Linked DNA regions of Homo sapiens: all the other regions are linked to region 2. A link is a loop called in an ENCODE intact Hi-C map of the cell type or tissue named here. Cell type or tissue: Panc1. All regions are shown on one strand. Region 1 has its middle 2.9 kb from the start of LINC01264. Region 2 has its middle 4.2 kb from the start of LINC02623. Region 3 holds the start of RET (ret proto-oncogene). Region 4 overlaps RET (ret proto-oncogene).

Region 1 (5,000 bases), 120 kb after region 2:
AGCTGCCTGGAGGAAACCCCAGGCCCCACTGAGCCATGGGGAGCAAGGCCCTGACCAGCACTTGCTGCAGATGGCCCCTGCCTGGAGCCTTCCCACCTGCTCCTCTGCAGATGCCTCCCCTCTCCCTCACCAGGAAAGTCAGGGTATCCCGACTCTGTCCCGTGCCAATTATGTGCTGTCATCCAGCCCCTGCATGGCCAGTGCCACCATGGGCCGGTGACCGCGACACCCTCCACCCACGAGCCAACCACACACTCTAAGCCTGCTTGAGGCCTGTGGCACCTGGTACCCTGGGGGCCAGAACTGTTCCAAGACCCAACCCTGATCTCCTCCCTGTTTAAACTGGCTTATTCCTGCTACTTGGGTCTAAAACCCTTTGAGAGCTGGGCATGGTGGCACATGCCTGTAATCCCAGCACTTTGGAAGACCGAAGTGGGCGGATCGCTTGAGCCCAGGAATTGGAGACTACTCTGGAGAACATGGCAAGATGTCATCTCTATCAAAAAAAAAAAAAAACTAAAAAATGAGCCAGGTATGGTGGCTCATGCCTGTAATCCCAGCTATTCAGGAGGCTGAGGTGGGAGGGTCACTCGAGCTCAGGAGTTTGAGGCCAGCCTAGGCAACAAAGTGAGACCTCATCTCCATAAAAACTAAAAAATTTAGACAGGCATAGTGGCGTGCACTGGTAGTCCTAGCTATTTGGGAGACTGGGGCAGGAAGATTGCATGAGCCCAGGAGGTCAAGGCTGCAGTGAGCCAAGGTCGTGCCACTTGACTCCAGCCTGGGCAACAGAGCAAGACCTTGTCTCTAAATAAATAAATAAATAAAACCCTTCGAGACCCCCACACCATCATTCCCTCATCCCCCACCTAACCCAAGGATGCCCTATTGCCCATCTTCAGAATGCAGGCAACCCTCACCTGCATTCCTTCCTCAACTGCATGCACCCCCACCTGACCCTTCCTCACCTGGACACATTCTCACCCAGCTCTCTCCCTGGCACCATCCCCTCAGCTGTCATCCTCCACAGCTCTCTGGAGACAACTTCCCCCGTGTCTCCTAGCCCTGCCCTGCCCCTTCCCGCAGCAGCAGAAGTTTCTGGAGTGTGCACTGGGTCCCGCTGCTTGCCAGCTTGGTCTTGCTGCCATCCACCATGGCAGCCAGGCCAAACCCACCCTCCTCCCTCCTCTAAACACCCCTGGCCGGCACCTGCTTACCCTACAGTCTCATCTCCTCTCTCACCTGTCACATGCTCCCCACATGCAGCTCTTGCCGCCTCACCAGGTTCCTTACATTCACCCTATCTCCGGGCCTCTGCACGCACTGTGCCTTCTGTTTAGAAGCATTTATCCTGCATTCCTTTTGGTCACCTTCCTTCCTCCATGCAGACCTTGTCCCTGGGGCCCTCCCTCTGGCCCAGCTGCAGCAACTCCTGCCTAGAGTTCCTCTCTGTAACGCACTTACCCTGAGTCAATTCTCGTGCTTGTGTACGTGCCCCTTGCCCCACACCAGCTGCTCCATTCGGTCTCATCCACCGTTACACATGCCACACCCACAGCAGGGCCTCTGAGGCACCCAGTGCCACAGCCACACCAGCTGGATGGCTCTCTGTGCCTCAGCCTGCTCATCTGTAAGATGGGGGATCATTGTGCCCACTCCCAGGGCTCAGTGAGGGATGCACCCAGGTCTTTAGGACATGCTGGGTGTGATGGTTCTTCACTCCCTTCGTGGAGAGCTGTGTAACCTGCTTGGGATGATGCCATCAGGAAGGGCAGATGGCACAGGGTCATAAGGCCACGGACACCCAGCTCTGCTTGGAGCAAAATCTCTCCAGGGCACTGAGACAGAGGCCCCCCAAATAGCCCGCCTGCCATCTTCCCTCACGCATGGTCCCTGTGCTCTGCCTGGCCCACGCCTTTTTTGGCTGGGGCTCAGGCTCTCTGTGGAGTGGGGGCTGGGGGAGCAACAGAAGAGGCCTTGTTGAGGGTCCCAAGGGTCCCCACTTACATGCCACACGGACCCCAGTGCAGACCCATCTCCCAAGAGCCAGGTCCCTGATTGGATTTAGCTCTGGCCTCCCAGCACCTCACGCCCATATCCCCTGGCCTGTCTCTTTAGAGGATAATCAGAGGAAGTAATTCTATTTGAGAAACAATCACTCCTGTGGTATGATGGTGCACTCGATGTTAATGGACCCAGCATCCTTGCATACTAAGGACGCATTTCAGCCAAGCACAGGGTGTTTTTCGAGAAAGGTCTTGTTCCCCATCAAGGCTCTGCCCTCACTGAGCTATTAGCAGCCAGGCTGAGGACATGAGCTTGAGGGGAGGTGCAGACTCAGAGGTGCTCTGTGCACTGGGCTCCTTTGGGCACTGGCAGACAGGGCAGAAGTTCTGCCTGGGGAACTCGGGCTCTGGCAGGTGTTCTGTACACCCACCTGGCATAACATCAGCCTGCCCTGGTGCCATTTCCATTATCAGTCCATCTTACAGGTGAAGACACTGAGAATAAGAGAAAAAAGGAGGATGTCCGTATCCACACAGCTGGTGAGGGGGAGCTGGAAACCCTCCAGAACATTGCTCCCGTGCTCCCCCACTTCTGCTCACCCTCTGCTGACTCAGTTTCCCACTTTCTGCCTGCTCGTGGTGCTGCACCCGCTGCCAACATAACTGTAAATGCAAAAATGATGATGCCACACCTTCCCACAAAATTCTTCACCATGTTTCCAAGGCCTACAGAAGACGCTGGAGCTCTGGGATGCCAGTGCATGGGCACGCGCCACCAAGACAAGCCCCCTCTACCTTGGACCCATCTCCTGGCCAATCATACCTGGCAGGCGGCCCTGGCCCAGCCATACTGCACCCCCTGCAGGGTCCTGTTCTGGCCTGGGGACTTCACACTTAGCCTTGGCAAGTGCCACCCCCATGAGGGAAAGGCTCCCCCCACCCCTCGTGTCCTATCTAGGTGACAGCCACTCGCCCATTCAGGAGGATTCTGCCTGAGCACCTCTTCCCCGTCAATGTCACTCCCCGAGCCTGGGCCTGCCACAGAACCTGCCACGTCCACGCAAGGTCCTGCTCCTGGGTCTGCTCCTCATCTGAGCGGAGGGGAGAGGCTTCTCCAACGCTGGAGAGAGTGCAGCCTCCGGCAGCCTGTGGGGCCACAGGGCCTGGCCTGCCCAGCTTTCTCCTTCATTCATTCAGCACATACCCATTGAGGTCCCACTGCCTGTCAGGCCCTGCTGTGGGCTGCCATAACAAGATAGGTTACACCGGCTTGAGCAAACAGTCATTTCTAACAGTTCTGGAGGCCGGCCTCTGGACTGGGTTCCAGCAGGGTCAGTGGTGGTGAGGCCTCTCTTCCTGGTTTGCGGCCGGCTGTCCTCTCATGACATCTTCCCATGGTGGAGTGAGATCATGCCCCTTGCATCCCTCCTTATAGGTGCACTAATCCCATTCATGGAGTCTCCACGCCCATGACCTAATTCCCTCCCACAGCCCTCACACCCACTGCCATCACGCTGGGGTTTGGGCTTTCACATATGAATGGGGGTCACAGATAATCAGCCTAGAGTGGGCACTGGGACACAGCAGTGACAAAAAGACAAAACCTATGTCCCCGAGGGCCCACATACCCACTGAGGACAGAACTTGCCGAGGTGATGCTGAGCCATGTGGACACCTGGGGGAGATCATGCCAGGCATGGGGGACGCCAGTATCGAGGCCCTGGCTAGGGGTCCCTGGTGGATCAGTGAGGTGCCCAAGAGAGCAGCACATGGCTGGAGCAGTGGCACAGTGGGTTCTGACTTACATCTCAGGAGAATCCTGTTGTCTCGGGCAGAGAACAGGAGGACAGGCTGCAGTGCTGGTGGACAGGAAAGTGCAGAATGGGCCACTGCAGAGATGCAGCAGGTGGGCAGGAGGTGAGGGGTCAGATTCTGGGACCACGGGAACTGCTGGTGCGTGGGGTGAAGGAAATGAGAGAAGCCAGCACCCAGGGAGACGCCAGGACCTGTGGCCTGAGAAACTGGGAGTGCAGGGCTATCATCAGCTGGAGTGGGGCGAGGGCAGGCCTATGGGGAAGGAAATGGGGACAAGTGCCTTTTGAATACCTACTGGATGTCCAGGTGGACTTGTTTGTAACTGGACATTGTGAGCCTGACCTGAGGTTCCTGCCCTGAGCCCCCATCCCCGGCCCCCTTGCAGGGTCAGTGAGGCACGAGCACAGGGGTCAGTCCTAGGGACCCAGGCCTGGCCCTCAGGGGTAACTGGTGCCCATGTTGCCCTCAAGGGCTGTCCCCTGGTCTTGGAGAACATTCCCTGAGAGCTGTCCCCTGGCCAAGGGGAAGTGAGGGACACACTAGTGCCTCTCATGATACCTTGGCTGGAGCAGGGGCTTGGAGGGGCAGCCTGGGGCCCTCAGGTTCCTGCTCCCCACCCCATGCATCTCAGCCCTTCACTCCCAGGGAAGCTGCTGCATGCCTTCCCTAGAATCTGTCCCACAGGGGGTGAACTCCCTGCCTGTCACCACTGTTGAAGGATGACTTTTCTTCTCTCCACAAGCCAGGGAATTAATTCATGCCATCTATTTTACTGAGTCGGATCAAAGGTTGTCAAATTCCTTCACCCACTTAATGATCTGTAATATACCCTTCCATTTCCTGACCAGGCTATTAGATAAAATAGAATTCATAATGGCCTCCTGGCAGCATCTGTGCACCTGTGTACATGTGCAGGGTCAGTCAAGAGACCCTAGGATCTGCTCAGCCAGGATGTATCTTTTTTTCCAAGAGATTCTGCAAATCTCAATCCATATGGGGCTTTTAGTGCCAAACATACTCTATGGTCTGTGTGAGGCTGAAAATATATGACTCACGAGTCACCACTGCCCTTGCCCTGTCCGTGGTAGACATTATTAATCAATTACAGGCACTCTTCACCACTGAGCTCAGATGTAGCTCCTTCCACAGCCATCACACATGATACATGTCCTGGCCGGG
Region 2 (5,000 bases):
CTCCTCCCACACATGGGAACACGCGGGTGGGCTTTCCTCCGCCCACTGTGGTCCACAGCCCGGCTTTCCACTCCTCACCCTCTGCTCTCAGACAGACCTGCTTTTCCCTGGTGTCTGTGAGAGGTGATTCTTCATTGTGCCAAGAATGTGGATTTTTTTGAGAGCAGGGACTCTCACAGATATTTGCACACCCATGTTCAAAGCAGCATGATTCACAAGAGTCAAAAGGTAGAAGCATTCTGAGGGTCTATGGGTGAGTGGATGGACAAGCGAAATGTGGTTATGCATACAGTAGACTGTTACTGAACCTTTAGCAGGAAGGAGATTCTTTTTTTTTCTTTCTTTTTGTGGAGAATGGGGTCTCGCTATATTGCCCAGGCAGGTCTCGAACTCCTGGGTTCAAGCTATCTTCCCACCTCTGCCTCCCTAACAGCTGGGATAATAGGCATGAGCCTATAATATCACCCGGCCAGGAGGGAAATTCTGAGAGGCATGCCAACACGCATGAGCCTTGAGGACATTGTGCTAGATGGAATAAGCCAACCACAAAAGGACAGATACATTGCGATTTCACTTACATGAGGGGCCCAGAATGGGCAAATTCAGAGACAGAAAGAGCAATGGTAACAAAAGGAGGGAGCTGGTGTTCAATGGGTTCAATGCTCAGTGGTGTTCAATGGGTATGGTTTCCTTTTGGGAAGATGAAAAGGTTCTGGAGATGGACGGTGGTAGGGGATATGCGAAAATGTGAGTGCACTTAATGCCAGTTAACCCACACTAAAAGATGGTACAACTGTGCATTTTATGTTAGGTATATTTTCACCACAATTAAAAAATTTGAAAAGAGCTTGGATTTTGGAGCTGATCTGCCTGTTTCAGATCCTGCCATGAAGTTCTACGAGCTTGAGCCAGTTCCTGGGCCTCCTGGTGCCTCAGTCCTGCATGTAACACGGCGAGCGCGTGTGCACACGGCTCTGGGAGTTCTCGTGCAGCACTCAGAGCTCAGCGTGGGCGAGGGCGTCACCCTTCAGGGGGCGTCCATGGGGCCTTGGAGAAGGGAGGCTCCGGGGCGCCACAGCAGTCTACCGGGAGAGGCCAGGCCAAGCGCTTGTTCACCCGCAGCCCTCTTAGGGAACTTTCACATGCTTCTCCCACTAGGCCTAGGCACCCCTCCCCACCCTCCCTGCCCTCCTGGTTCCCTGATCCTCAGTGACCTTGTCCTTCAAGACTGAACTCCAGAGTCCCCACCCGAGGACCCGCAGTGCCCGGCCGCCGCGAGCTCGCGGGGTGTATGCCCGCCCCGAGGCTCCACCGCGCCTGTGTGCCGGGAAGCCTGGCTCCACAGGACCCTCAGGCACTGGGCGCGCCGTCGCTGCAGCTGCCAGGAGCTCCTGAGGAAGTGGCTCGAGGCCCCGGGGCGGGTCAGGCGTAGGGTGGGCCCGCTGCCCTCACACCCGCCCCGGCCGCACACAGGAGGCGCGATCAGCAGAGTCGTTGGACAGGTTTGGACACCGGCTGTCTCTTTCGGGCCTCGGTTTTCGCGTCTGAAATAAAAGCGCGCATCCTGGCCCTGGCGCGGTGCCTCTGCCGCGGTAGAGGTTTCCACCATGAGCCCAGTGCGCCTTCCAGGCTCGAGGGAGAGGGAGTGTGCGTGCGTGTGAACGCGTCACACTCTTGTGTGAACGCGTCATACGCTTGTGAAAGACGGTGCTTGTGCACACGCGTGTGCGTGCGTGTGAACGCGTCAGGGTACCCGAGGATGCACACACGCACGTGTGAGTGTGCGCGAGTGCGTGCTCAGAGGACAGCTCTCAGCAGGCTGGGGACCTCCTTCCTCTCACCCCTGAGGGTTTTGGGGGACCAGCCCCCGTATCCGGGTGCTGCGGGATCCCCTGAGGCGAGCGCGCACCGCTGTGCTCGGGCTCCGGCTTTGTGGGGACCCGGCCTTCCCGGCCCGCACCACGAGGAGTTCCACGCAGTAGCCACGAGGTGGCACCGCAGACTCGCTACCGCGGAGCGCGGCGGCTCCCGGCTCCCAGCAGCCTCGCCTAGGGCTGTGGCCAGGGCGGTCAGTCTCAGGCCCAGGCCGCTGCTGCCAGGAAAAGCAGGAACAATCGCCAGTCACGCCTGCTGATGCCCCTGAAGTGCTTATGCTCCCAGGCATGGGCTGACCGCAACGTGCATTCTCTCCTTTTATGTCCCTACTGTTTGGAACCCTGTTTTTGTTTTTGTTTTTGTTTTTGTTTTGTAAATCTGCCGCTTAAAATACCCAGGGTGGAGCTAAAAGTACAGACACTGCTCAACTTACCCCTGGCTGCGGCCCGATAAGGCCGCTGAGAGTGGAAAATGACTGAGTCCACCTGACTACCGAATAGCACAGCGTGGGGGCCTACCTTGGCCTGCTGAGAACACTGCCCTGAGCCTGCGGTGGGCAGAAGCATCAACACGAAGCCTGTTTTGTAGTCAAGTGTCGGATACCTCATGTAATCATTGACTACTGTACTGAAAGTGAAAAACCGAGTTGCCGTGTGGGACTCAAACGAGGGTTTCTGCTGACTGTGGATGGCTTTTGCATCACTATAAAGTTGAAAACTGTTAAGTGGAACTGCGGTTAAGTCGGGGCTGTGTGCACTAGAGACCTGAGTTCTGCCGCTCCATAGCTGTGTGACTTTGGACACATATTTGAGCCTGAGTGTCTTCTACACAAAATGGATTTCTTAGCATAACATACACATGTGTACGCGCCCGTGAGCATACGCGTGTGTGTTTGCATGAACACATCTGTGTATGCACGAGTGTGTGCACATCTGTATGTGGCTGTGTAAGTCCGTATGTACATTTGTGTGCATGTCTGTGTGTGCATATGTTTGTACGTGTGTGTGCTGTGCATGTGTGTGTTAAGGCCCTGGGGTGGAGCTGAGTTGTTGAGGGGAGATGCTGGGAGGGCAGCCAGCACCAGGTGTTTGTTGGCCAGGAGAGAAGCTGCCATCCAGGTGCACTCTGGGGCTCCTGCTTCAGTGGCACAAGGCTTCGGGATTGAGGAAGCTGGGGGCTGGAGCAGGGCAGTCCTGCACCTCATGGGAGGTGCAGAGTGAGGTCAGGAGGATGGAGAGAGTGCCAGAGAATGGGGGGAATCTGAGGCATCAGGAAAGGAAGACACAGGCCACGGAGAGGGCAGCTGGGCCCTGGGTGAGGCCGGCCCTCAGGAAGGAGGTGCCACAGGTAGGGGAGTGCCCAGATGGAGAGCCCAGGGGTATGGACCCACGGGTGTATGACAGTGGGGGTACTCCTGAAACCGCAGTATTATCCAACAAGCAGGGTTGGGACAACTAGTTATTTCATTTAAAAAAACAGGTCAATGTCAGTCCTCATTCTATGCTTTAAAATAAGCTCCAGATGGACTCATGCTTTACATGTAAAGAAGAAAAGGCAAAAAGAAAATAAAGAAAAGGCTTGTAAGCAGGTAGTTAATTGGGGGCAATCCCAGGATGCAGGAGAGAGGGGATGGAGCCACAGCAGGTCTGGGGAAGGGAGAAAAGCCGGCCCCGAGACCAGGGCCCAAGGACCCATTCAGGCCAGCAGTGCCTTCTGTGCACTTCCGCAAGGTCACACGTTCTTCCAAAGTTGCCATCATGGAGAGGTAGGCTTCCACGTAGTCTTGACTCCACTCGATTTCAATCCTTGGGTGGCTTTTCCTGTGATCACACTCAGCCCTGATACAGCCATTGCTGGGGCCTCCCCTGGCTGGACGTTCCGCTTTTGGTCCACATTCTTTCCTCCTGCCCTGAGGCTGGCCATGGGCCTCCTGAAGGCTAGCTGGGAGGACCTCCCTTCCATGGCTGTGCTCTTGCTCTGCCCACGCTGTCGCCTCCATCTCTACCTCCCTTTCCATCCTCACCACCAGCGCTCGAGTCAGTGGGGAGCTTTTCACTCACCAAGCCCAGGCAGGTGCGTCACGTGAATTTCTCTTGAGCCTCCCACTAGAGGTAGTGGCACTGTTGTCACCCTATCTGCTGAGGATATGCTGGGGCTGGCAGGGGCTACCCAAGACCAAAGGTGTCGCTGTCTCCATCCTGTGCCCACCCAGCCCTGCCCCCTGGGATCCCTTCAAATCTTTTTTTTTTTTTTTTTTTTTGAGATGGAGTCCTGCTCTGTCTCCCAGCCTGGAGTGCAGTGGCGTGATCTCAGCTCACTGCAATCTCCGCCTCCCGGGTTCAAGCGATTCTCCTGCCTCAGCCTCACAAGTAGCTGGGACTACAGGCACCCACCACCACACCCGGCTAATTTTTTTTTTTTTTTTTTGTATTTTAGTAGAGACGGGGTTTCACTATGTTGGCCAGGCTGGTCTTGAACTCCTGACCTCATGATCCCCCTGCCACAGCCTCCCAAAGTGCTGGGATTACAGGCATGAGCCACCACACCTGGCCCCCTTCAAATCTTAACAGAGAAGCCACCAAAGTCTCCTTGGGTCCATCACATGGATGGACCTCCTGGGCCCTTCAGCCCCTGGGCTTCCCTTGAGGTCCTGGAGCTATGTGGGCTCCAGCTCTGGGAAGGTGGACCCCCACGTGTGTGTCCTGCCGTCACTGTCTCTAAGGAGTCTGGCTCACACTAAGTGAGCCATAAGGCCTTGTTCAAGGTCATCTGTCCCACTGATTTCAGACGCATGGTGGAGTCTGAAATCATCTGTCCCCCACAGTGCATTCAGAGCCCTGTCTGGACTAGGGCACACACACATGCATGCTCATATATGCATATGCACATACGCACACACATATGCATATGCACATACGCACACACATATGCATATGCACATACGCACACACATATGCATATGCACATACGCACACACATATGCATATGCACATATGCACACACATATGCATATGCACACACATGCAAGGCTGCAAGGCTCATGCACACACACACATGCACACACATGCACACACATGCACATGCACACACATGCACATGCATGCTCACATGTACAGGCACTCATG
Region 3 (5,000 bases), 210 kb after region 2:
CCCGCGTAGCATCCCTGCCCTCTCTGTGCAGCGGAAAGGGCAAAAGGCAGGGACTGCAAGCGGGCGCGCACCGGGTAGGAAGAGCGGCTCTGCGTAGGTGCGCGGACCCGGGCTCCTGGGTTCCATCCCCGCCGCGCACCTCGGGGTCCGCACCCGGCTCCTGCCGGGCCCTTTTCGGCCGCACCCCGCTCCCGCACCCCGCTCCTCCCCAAGCCCCACCCGGCCCAAGCCGCGCGTCCCGCACTGAGCTCCTACACGCGCCGCGCCCCGGCCGCACCCCGCGCAGCCAGAGCAAGCACTGGAGCCCCGCCCCTTCCCGCACCCCACCCGCCTCCGGCCCCGCCTGGCCCACCCCTGGACCGCCCCCGCCCCGCCCCGCCCCTACCCGCTCCTCCGGCGCAGCCGGCGCTTACCTCGCTTCAGTCCCGCGACCGAAGCAGGGCGCGCAGCAGCGCTGAGTGCCCCGGAACGTGCGTCGCGCCCCCAGTGTCCGTCGCGTCCGCCGCGCCCCGGGCGGGGATGGGGCGGCCAGACTGAGCGCCGCACCCGCCATCCAGACCCGCCGGCCCTAGCCGCAGTCCCTCCAGCCGTGGCCCCAGCGCGCACGGGCGATGGCGAAGGCGACGTCCGGTGCCGCGGGGCTGCGTCTGCTGTTGCTGCTGCTGCTGCCGCTGCTAGGCAAAGGTGAGTTCTGCCGGCCGCCGGCTCCCGCAGGGGCCAGGGCGAAGTTGGCGCCGAGCAGCGGAGCGGGCGCGTTCAGAAGCGCCTTTCTGTTTGCCGTGGGCAGCGGGCTGTGCGGTCGCCGGCCACCCGGCCTCGGCTGGGAGCGCAGTGGCTGCGGCGGGCGGCGGGCGAAGGGCAGGACGCCTCGGGCCGGGCGCCTCGGGCCGGGGCTGGGCGGGTCTCGGGCGGGAGCGGAGCGCGGGCCGGGCCGCGGGGGTCGGTGCTCAGAACCCTAGCCATAGCCGCAGGTCTCAATCTGGCCGCGCCCTGCGCCAAAGCCGCGTCCTGGAGCAAACGGGACAGCCGTTTCGGGGCCGACCTGGCGGACGGGTCAGGGAGCCCCGAAAGCCCGCGATTCGTGCGGAGAGTTCTGTTTCGGCAGGAGACGGCTCCGTCCTGGTTTCCTTTTCCCGCTCAGCGTCCGTGCGTTCCTCCCCCAGCTCTGCCGTCCTGGCCAGCCGAGGGATTCGGAGGCTCTTTTGAAAAGATTGCTTTTCCCTCGTGCGTTTTTGCCGCCCTGTCTTTAAACACCTAAAAACCGTGGTTTCTGGGGTGGCTCCCCCCGAGGGGCCGCCGTGATAGGCGTCCCACCCGGCAGCCCTGGAGTCGTGTGGCGCTGCCTGGCAGAGATGCTGAAGATGCGGCCATAGGAGGCCCAGGGCTTGGGGTGGGGCAGGGGTTTGCGCCGCCAGCCAGCGTTGGTGCTGGGCCTGGTGAAACCTCAGGTGCCTTAGGATCCCAGCATTAGGTGTGGCCTTGCAAAGATGGTCATCGACCCCACCCAAACTCTGGCAGAGTGAGCCGCAAGGCTGTGGAATCTTTGACCCCTTGGCACGCGTTTAAGTGTCCCTCAAACTGGCCCTGACTTGATCCCCTCCAAGCGCTTGTGTATGAACCAAGTTTCCCTCTAAGAGGGAAGGAGCCCTGGCCATCCTCCCTCACTCCTTACAAAGGGCTTTCTCTCCCCACAGCCTTTGGGAACAGAAGAAGCCATGGTCAGTCACCCTGTCTCTGGCCCCAGGCCCTGCACAAACTGAGTTTCCAGGCCTGCCTGAGACTTCATTTGTGTGACCTGCGCCTCAGCTCAGCATATGCTGAGGCCAGAGCGGGTCCCCAGTCCACCTAGCGAGGGACAGGGGAGAAGCCCTTGCCTTTCTATCTTTTCTGAGTGTTAGGACTTTGGGGTCCCAGTGCTGCAGGGGGAAGACACGGGGCAGAAGCAAACAAGGCGCTCTGACGCTGTCTTGGGATTCTGGGCTGTGGCTTTGGCTTTGAGGTTGTGGGCAGGGGGCCAGGTGTGAACTGCTGCTGGTGTGCTGGGCAGAGGACTTCCCCACACCCTTCCACAGCCTTGCGTTCAGTTGGGGTGGCCAGTGAGGCTGTGGGGGCCAGGCTCTGGGGGCCGGCTTGTGGCACTCAGCAGGCATGCAGGTAGCTTTCCGTGCCCAGACCCCTGGCCCACAGACAGCTTCCCGAATCCAGAGATGGTGAGCCCCTAGCCCCTGGGATAACCCGGACACCACAGTTGGAGGCACTGGGAGTGAAGAGGCAGCCCCACTCCCTGGAGTAGACAGCTGGGGCCTTTGAAGAGGCTGCAGAGCTCTTTCCCAGGAGCCACAGCTCCGGAGGTTCGAGCCGCACTCTTGGAGCTGCCAAGGACCGCCCCAGTGAGCCCCTCGGTGCTCCCCAACCACCCCAAGGGGACAGCTCGGCCTCAAGCGCCCTCTTGCGGACGCTGCACTTTAGTGGCTGGGCCTGATGACAGGCACAGACTGGGTCTCTAGAGGATGAGGGTTCTTCCACAGCTCACACATGCACACTCACACTGGATCACCAAGACACACTCCTGCCCCTTCTCACAGCACTTGCTGCCAAGGCTGTGGACATGCACAGCGTGGTTCCTTCACACCCTGCCTCACCCACGTCCACACAGGGACCCCAGCCCCTCTCATCACTCATACACACAGGGACGCCACGTGTGTATATAGGGACACACACTCCTCATACCTGCAGGGCATAGCCTGTCAGCCCCAGGTATGCTGGAACCAGAGTGAGAGAACCTCCATCTAAAAGTTACATTCATTTAAAAGTTGCTCTTAAAGGTTTCTGGCATTTCATTGCTCAACACAGATACAGCTGTCCCCGTTGCTTGGATGAGGAAACTGAGTCTCAGCTTCTGGGGTTCCCCCCAGGTCCCAGGCTGACCCTGCACCTCAACCTCCCACAGCTCCTCAGCAAGCCTCTTGTCTCTTGTCTTCCTGGCCTGACTTCTTGGGTCCTGTTTTGCAGCAAGGAAGGACATTCCCTCTCTGCCCCTGGGCCCCGGGGCCTTCTGTTCCCAGCATGGAAGAGCTGGGCACTGTGACTTGGCAGGGCCCGGATCCAAGCTGCCAGACCACCCTCTGCAGAGGGCCTAGGCAGCCCACCCCTGCCTGAAGCACCAGGTATCAGCGCGGGCAGCTCAGGCCAGGGGTACAGCTCCCCCTGCTTCATCCTTTTCCTTCTCCCCTTTCTCTGGCCAGAGGCTTCACCAGGTTCACCTGGGCCTGGCTTGCTTCCTCCTCCACTCCAGCTCACTAACCCTGTCTGGCCTCCAGAAGCTGCCTGCAGCCCTCACTGGTGGGCTGTGCCTGCTGGGGGCCTGCAAGCAGAGAGCAAATGGGGAAGTGCATTGAGCTGATTCACTAAATTGCCTTTCTTCTGCAGAATCACTTTAGGGACAGGCTGAGGAAATCACTGTTTCCTTGGTGGTGTGAAGAAAATGGGATGCGATCACCTAGCGGGGAGCTAATAGCCTTTTAGCCAGTGGAGGAGAAAACCAATTAAAAATTATGATATCTGTTAAAATGGAACCTGGGGTGCCAAGGGGAAGGGAAGGCCCGGAAGCTGCCATCTCCCCTGAGACCTTCCCCCTCTGCAGCCTGGCCGAAGACCCTCTAGGTCCCCTCGTCTTAACTGGATAAGGCTAATACCAGCAGTAGCACCCCATGGGGGCTCACAGTGCACTGCCCCTGTGCTGTGCCTACTCACTTCATCTTTTCCAACAAGTCTGCAAGGGTCATGGTCTTGGCCCATTTCACAGGTGAGGAAACAGGTTCTCATAGCCTATGGACTCGAACCGGTAGAGAGGATGCGGGAGCTCCCCAGCCCTGGCCCTCTGGCTTGCTCCAGCCCGTTCTCTGGGCCAGTGGTGTGGGTCCAGGGTGGGGCTAAGGAGGGCTTCCAGGGAGGTTGCCCTGAGCCTGCCCACCCACTGGTGAGTCCCCCCACCTCGGGCTCCAGGTGCCCTCAGGACATCCCAGCCCAGATCCCAGAGTAATGTGTGGCACCATGCACAGACGCTGAGATACTCTCTGGGTCTCGTCAGCTTTAGTTGATGTCTGGGAGTCCTATGGGTCTGGGGAGGAGCACCAGGCATGGCTGTGCCAGCAGAAGGGCCGACTGTGTGTGCTCTGTGGATGGCAGGAAGGCATCTTGCTGCCAGTGGCGGTGCAGATGTTCGGCTGGGACACCAGGCTGTGGCCCTTGCAGCCAACATATGCCTGAGGCCCTGGCATCGGATGGAAGCTACTGCTCTGAAGACAAGGGTGCAGGGATGGGGTTTGGGCATCAGGGATGGGGGTACAGCTGTGTTTCCTCATGCAGGACAGGGCCTTCCTCCTCATTTTTCCCATCCTCCAGGACAGCCTGGGAGAAGAAAGCCAGGGAATAGGGGCAAAGCAGGGTGCAGCCCCCCATGCTCCCTGCTGCCCTCCTCCCCTCCTGCAGAGGCACTTCCTTTCCACTTCAGGAGCCCCTCCCCCAGAAGTGGGCCCCCCCCATCCCCCCTTCCTTCTTTGGAGGCTGCTTCCTGGTGCCAGGTTATGCTCCCTCCCCGTTCTCTGCTGTGCCCTCTATCTCCCCACTCCTCTGCAATTATTTTTCAGCAGAGTGACTTAATAGTAACAATAACAGTAACAATAATAGTAACAACAGCAGGCTGGGAGCACTCCTGAGGGAGCCTCGGCTCCTGCCCTGCTGCTCTAGGGCTGGGGACTCTCCAGAGCTGTCTCATGGCAGGGAGAGACCGTAGTCAAGGAGACCCTGTGTAGGGACTTCCGCATGCGTGTGTGGCAAGGGGCGGGGACTGGGCAGTGACCACCAGGCAGGGAGCACACCTCAGTCATGGTCACAGAGAAGGTGATGATGGCACCAGGGCTGTCTCTCCGTGCCCGTCTGCACCTGGGCCTGCCAGAGCCGTCTTCTGTGCCCCATGGGGTAGGGGAGCACCCCATGGC
Region 4 (5,000 bases), 220 kb after region 2:
CTCCTCTGGCTCATAGGCAGGGCATCTGGAGGAAGCCGTCCCTGCCAAGAGCAGGTTGAGTGTATGGGCACTGTCTGTCAGCCTCATACTCTTGTTATCATCAGACAAGAACCCTGAGAGTTAAGGGAGGCAAAGGCCAGCAAGGTCAGGACTTGGGGCAGAGATCGGGGCTGGGACAGGAGCTTGTTCAGGACAGTGGGCAGGACTCCCACAGGTGGAGAGGACAGGGATGGCCATGCACCTGGGAGCCCTGGGCCAGGCTGAGCGAGCGAGCACCAGGGCCCGGAGTGAGGGGCTGATGGCAGGGGCATGCAGGCAGCTGCACATACCAGGCTCTGTGTATGAAAGGGAAACTGGACATGTGTGAGTAGGCCCAGGCCTGGCAAATGGCTCAGAGAGACACCTGTGAACAGCTGTGTTTGGTGGCTGCCCTGGGCAGGGGTGAGGCTGAGAGCCCACTGAACCTCCTGAGTCAGAGGTGATGAGAGCCACCCCCAGGTGCAGGGAAGACACAGGGAATTTAGGAAGAGAGCAGGACGCCAGGCAGGGTGCACTTAATCGTCACTTGGAAACCAGTGTCCAGTAGTGGCTGCCCGGGAGCCTCTTGGGTTGGCACTGGGCTCGTGTGAGGAGGAGGCGTGGCAAAGGGAAGGGCTCTGTGACAGAAGGCAGTTGAGACTGGGCCGCTTCTGGGCGCTGCCTCCTCTGCTGAGGCCTCAGATGGGTCCCTGCCTTGCTCAGGGCTGTGTGCTCCATGCTAAGCCTTGTCCTCCTGGGGGCTCAGGCACAACCAGGTGACTCTCAAGCCAGGGCCACATGCGTGCACCATGGGCCCCTCCCACATCCAAAAGCAAAATTATATTCTGCAACTGTGTTGGTATAAGACAAACACAATCCAGGCCACTTTATTATTATTTATTTCTTATTATATTTATTTCATCCTTTTGATTTTAAAATGAATTAAAACAAAAACCTTTTTTGCGCACCCAGGCGCATGCAGCAGTGGTGCCGGTCAGGAGCAGAGGTTCCTCCTCTGCAGGCTCCTGGCCCCCTGGGACCCTGGCACCGAGGGCTGGCCCTAGCGGCCCAGCCCTTGTGAGCCCTCACACCTGCCTAGAGATGGCGCGCTCCCTAGCCAGTCAGGGCGCTCTCGTGCCTGGATGCTGTGGTCTCATGAGTGGACAGCAGCTGAAGTGGGAACTGCAGCAGATACTGGCCGTGCCCAGGTGTGTACCTGCCCCAGGCAGGTGACCAGGGCAGCAGGGTGATGCCAGATGGGGCCAAAAATTTCATGCTTCTGTTTGACCTTGGTTCTAGCTGAAGATTTAGCTGTGTACACATCTTTAAAACTGGGATCCCCCTATAAAAACCAGATGCACAGGCAGCCGAAGAAAGAATGGATGAATTGGGCTACATCAAAATGTAAAACTTCTGTGAACCAAGGCCACAATCAGAAGAGTGAAAACACAGCCCATGGAATGGGAGAAAAACTTGTAATTCATAGATCTGATCAGTGTTAATCCAGAATCTGTAGAGAACTCCTCACACTCAACAACAGCAACAAAAAAACCTGATTCCAAAATGAGCACAGGGGGCCAGGTGCGGTGGCTCACTCCTGTAATCCTAGCACTTGGGGAGGCTCACGCAGGCAGATCACTTGAGGTCAGGAGTTCGAAAGCAGCCTAGCCAACATGGTGAAACCTTGTCTCTACTAAAAATACAAAAAAATTAGCCAGGCGTGGTGGCAGGTGGCTGTAATCCCAGCTACTTGGGAGGCTGAGGCAGGAGAATCGCTTGAACTCAGGAGACAGAGGTTGCAGTTAGCCGAGATCGTGCCACTGCACTCCAGCCTGGGTGACAGAGTGAGACTCCATACAAAAAAAAAAAAAAACCCAACAACAACAACAAAAAAAATGAGCACAGGGCCTGGATGGACATTTCTCCGAATAAGATTTACAGATGGCCCCAAGAAGCACATGAAAAGATTCTCAGCATTGCCACTCATTAGAGAAATACAAATCAAAATCACCATGTGATACCATCTCACACCCATTTGGATGTCTACTATCAAAAAAAAAAAAAAAAAAAAAGAACCAGTGTTGGTAAGGATGTGAAGAAACTGAACCCTTGCGCACTGCTGGAAGGTAAATAGTGTAGCTGCTGTGGAGAACAGCAGGAAGGCTCCTCAAAGGTTAAACCTAGAGCTGACTTCGGCTCCAGCACCTCCACTCTGGATACATACAGGAAAGGAAGCAGGAAGCAGTCAGGATATATTTGTATGTCCCCATTTTCAGCAGCATTATTCATAGTAACCACAAAGAGGAAGTTACCCAAGTGTCCATTGACCAATGAATGGATAAGCAAAATATAATACAGACATACAATGGAATATTACTTGGCTTTAAAAAGGAAAAAAAATTTGCCACATCCTATGCCATGGTTGAACCTCGAGGGCATTATGTCACAGAAGGACAAGCACTGTATGATTCCACTTACATGAGGTCCCTGCAGTCGTCAAATTCGTGGAGACAGTAGAATGGAGGATTCCAGGAACTGGGAGAGGAGAGGAGGGGGAGTAATTGTCTCATGGGTACAGAATTTCAGTTTTACAGGATAAAAAGAGTGCTGTGGAAGGATGGTTTGCATGGCAGTGTGAATGCACTTAATGCCACTGAATTGTACACTTAAAAATTTTAAGATGATAAAGTTCATGTGTATTTTACCACAATTTAAAATAACTTTTTAAAACTAGAATCTCTCTTTATATACACCTCCAAATTTGTTATTTACAGTAGAGCCTCCCTTGATCCGTGTTTTTTCCCTAAATGCAAAGTTAGATTATAGTCCCAGGCAAAAGCAGCCTCCAGCTGGGACAGAGCCGAGGACCCAGGTTTGTGCAGCATGCTGCAGGTGGTCCTACCCGAGTGAGTCTGGCTGGCAGCTCCGGTGCCCAGGGCTCCTCAGGCACTGATAGATCATTTCCTGAGCTGAAAAGGAGTGGTTTTGTCCTCAGCCTCAGGCTTGTTTGCTCAGCACAGTGGCTGGCCCCACAAGGTTGCTGGTGCACTAGTGGGCACTGCACGTGTGCACAGGGCGCATCCACACAGCTCTATCCTGCCACTGACAGCCTGCCCGTGGCTCCAGTGCCCGTGAGACCATGTCACAGTATCTCCCCGTCCTCTTACTCCCTTCCCCTTCCCAAATTCTGACCATTTCCCAAATGTGCCCAGCCCTTTCACACTCCTGTTTATGAAACCATTGTACTGGCTCGTTGATTCATTGATTCATTCATTGGTTCATAAATTTATTCATTCAGCTCACAGAAAGTGAGTTGGCAGATGTGGCAGGAAGGTAGGCACCCTGTAAGAGTGAGGAGGAAGTGAGTTGGAGGGCAGAGGGGGCCCTGGGAGCCCTGATGAGGAGCTATGTTTTATTCTGCAAGCAGCGGACAGTTAACACAGGGCTCCACAGAGGGTGCCATGATTCAGTGGACCCTGGCTCCTCTGTGCGAGATTGCCTGTCCTGCCCAGCATGTGGTCCAGGGTTGGACAGGGGTGGCAGAGGGGACTTGGGAGGTGGGGTGAGGGGTGAAAGAGAAAGGGATCTGGGGACTGAGGTGTGTGACCTGAGCAGTGAGGTGGGGCCATACCGTGATGAGATGGGGAAGAGTTGGGGACAATTTGGGGTGAGGAGGGGCCAAACTGAGGCAAAGGAGTAGAGAGAGCAAGGCATGGAGATGCCCAGGCTGCTGATCAGCATGCTGCACACCAGCATAGAGACAGGATTAACAGCCCAGGGCCTGGATATGGCTGGTGAGTGAGCCACTGCCACCATCTGGAGGACAGGGTGCAGAGGAGGAAACCAGCCGAGGGGGTGAGCAGCCTCGGTAGCATCCCAGCGACGCTGGACAGCACCAAAGACAGAGGAGGTCCTGGGAGCAGCTGGGAGAAAGTGGGTTACCCAGGAGGGGCCGGCCTGAGCATGGGCCCTCAGCAGCAGCAGTGAGGCTGAAAGACGGGAGCCAGACCTTATGTAGAGTGGAGGAAAATAGCTGTCCACATGGAATTCTCCACCCAGCAAAAATGGGCCTTCCATGAATGACGTCAAAAAATGAGGCAAGAAGAAGGCCAGGCGCAGGCTCCTGCTGGTGGGGGTGGGACACAGTGGCAGGTGGGGAGGCGGGAGGAGCAGCAGTGTGGCCAAGCATCCAGTTCAGCAGGGCCACGGGCTCCAGGGTGTTTGTTCAGCATAAATGTTCTGTGAAATGTATTCGTTGTACATGTCAAATATTTGACTATAGTAAGAGAAAACGTGAGTGGGAAGTGGGAGGGAAGCGGTGGGGGGGTGGGGGTGGGGTAACAGGTCACATCCTGAGAGGATAACAGTGCTCAGCATGGGGCTGGAGGGACCCCCATAGGGACAGCTGGCCTGGGGAGGCGGGGACCGCCTCTTTCCACCCCCAGCCCCCAGGGAGGAGCCCTGGGGCCTGTTTCCCATTCCCAGGAAGATGATTGCATTAGGAAATCGTCTCTTAAGGAGATTCTGCTGGGCCATAATAAAGCTGTCATCTGCATCGTCTGCCACCCATCAAGGGCAGGCGTGGGGCTGGTGTCGCATGAGGGGTTCTGCAGGAAGGGCCTGCTCTACACACATGCCCTACGCTGCTTCTAATTCATGCAGTTTTTGGATCATATCGTTGTTATTGTTTTCTTTTTTGGAAGTCCCAAATTTCGGCCCTTGTGCTGCCATCCTAGGGAAGTTTTTCATGGTCTGGAGCTCCATTTGTGTTTCTGTGGCAGGGTCACCATGCCATGGCAAGGGTGACCTCACAGTGCCCCATCAGAGCTGCCGGGTGGTCGGCAGTGGGGGAGTGAGAGACCAAGGGCCACAGCCAGGAGCCAGTGGAGAGCTGGTGAGCCCCTGCCTCCACAGACAGGGCCAGGCCACGCTTAGTATGTGTGCACCGAGGGTGCAGGAAAATGTGTGTGCTTGTGTGTGAA

The links. Hi-C counts contacts between places; a loop is a spot of excess contacts. Peaks named below come from ENCODE experiments on the same cell type or tissue, not always from the same donor. Only the 100,000 strongest peaks of a DNase experiment are listed, where the experiment ranks them.
Region 1: a loop joins it to region 2, with 2.2 times the contacts of the local background. A loop is called at or near these places in 5 of 110 quality-filtered maps.
Region 3: a loop joins it to region 2, with 14 times the contacts of the local background. A loop is called at or near these places in 17 of 110 quality-filtered maps.
Region 4: a loop joins it to region 2, with 4 times the contacts of the local background. A loop is called at or near these places in 100 of 110 quality-filtered maps.

The regions. Positions count from the first base shown.
Region 1 is chr10:42,981,908-42,986,907 of GRCh38, forward strand. No RefSeq gene overlaps it. Among named protein-coding and RNA genes, the nearest start is that of LINC01264, 2.9 kb to the left of the region's middle. RefSeq lists an enhancer at 1-330. In Panc1, no CTCF peak of the experiment used is centred here; no DNase peak of the experiment used is centred here.
Region 2 is chr10:42,864,856-42,869,855 of GRCh38, forward strand. No RefSeq gene overlaps it. Among named protein-coding and RNA genes, the nearest start is that of LINC02623, 4.2 kb to the right of the region's middle. RefSeq lists enhancers at 978-1,611, 1,612-2,245 and a silencer at 2,024-2,093. In Panc1, CTCF peaks have their summits at 160 and 1,994 (motif pointing right); a DNase peak (open chromatin) is centred at 2,044; H3K4me3 peaks cover 558 bases; H3K27ac peaks cover 272 bases.
Region 3 is chr10:43,076,648-43,081,647 of GRCh38, forward strand. It overlaps RET (ret proto-oncogene), which reads left to right and starts at 422. Exons shown (of 20, transcript NM_020975.6): 1 at 422-684. The coding sequence starts at 612. RefSeq lists enhancers at 1-468, 777-1,767 and promoters at 1-644, 346-644. In Panc1, a CTCF peak has its summit at 2,445 (motif pointing left); a DNase peak (open chromatin) is centred at 1,667; H3K4me3 peaks cover 1,953 bases; H3K27ac peaks cover 877 bases.
Region 4 is chr10:43,089,754-43,094,753 of GRCh38, forward strand. The region is part of intron 1 of RET (ret proto-oncogene); the gene reads left to right. Among named protein-coding and RNA genes, the nearest start is that of RET, 15 kb to the left of the region's middle. In Panc1, no CTCF peak of the experiment used is centred here; no DNase peak of the experiment used is centred here.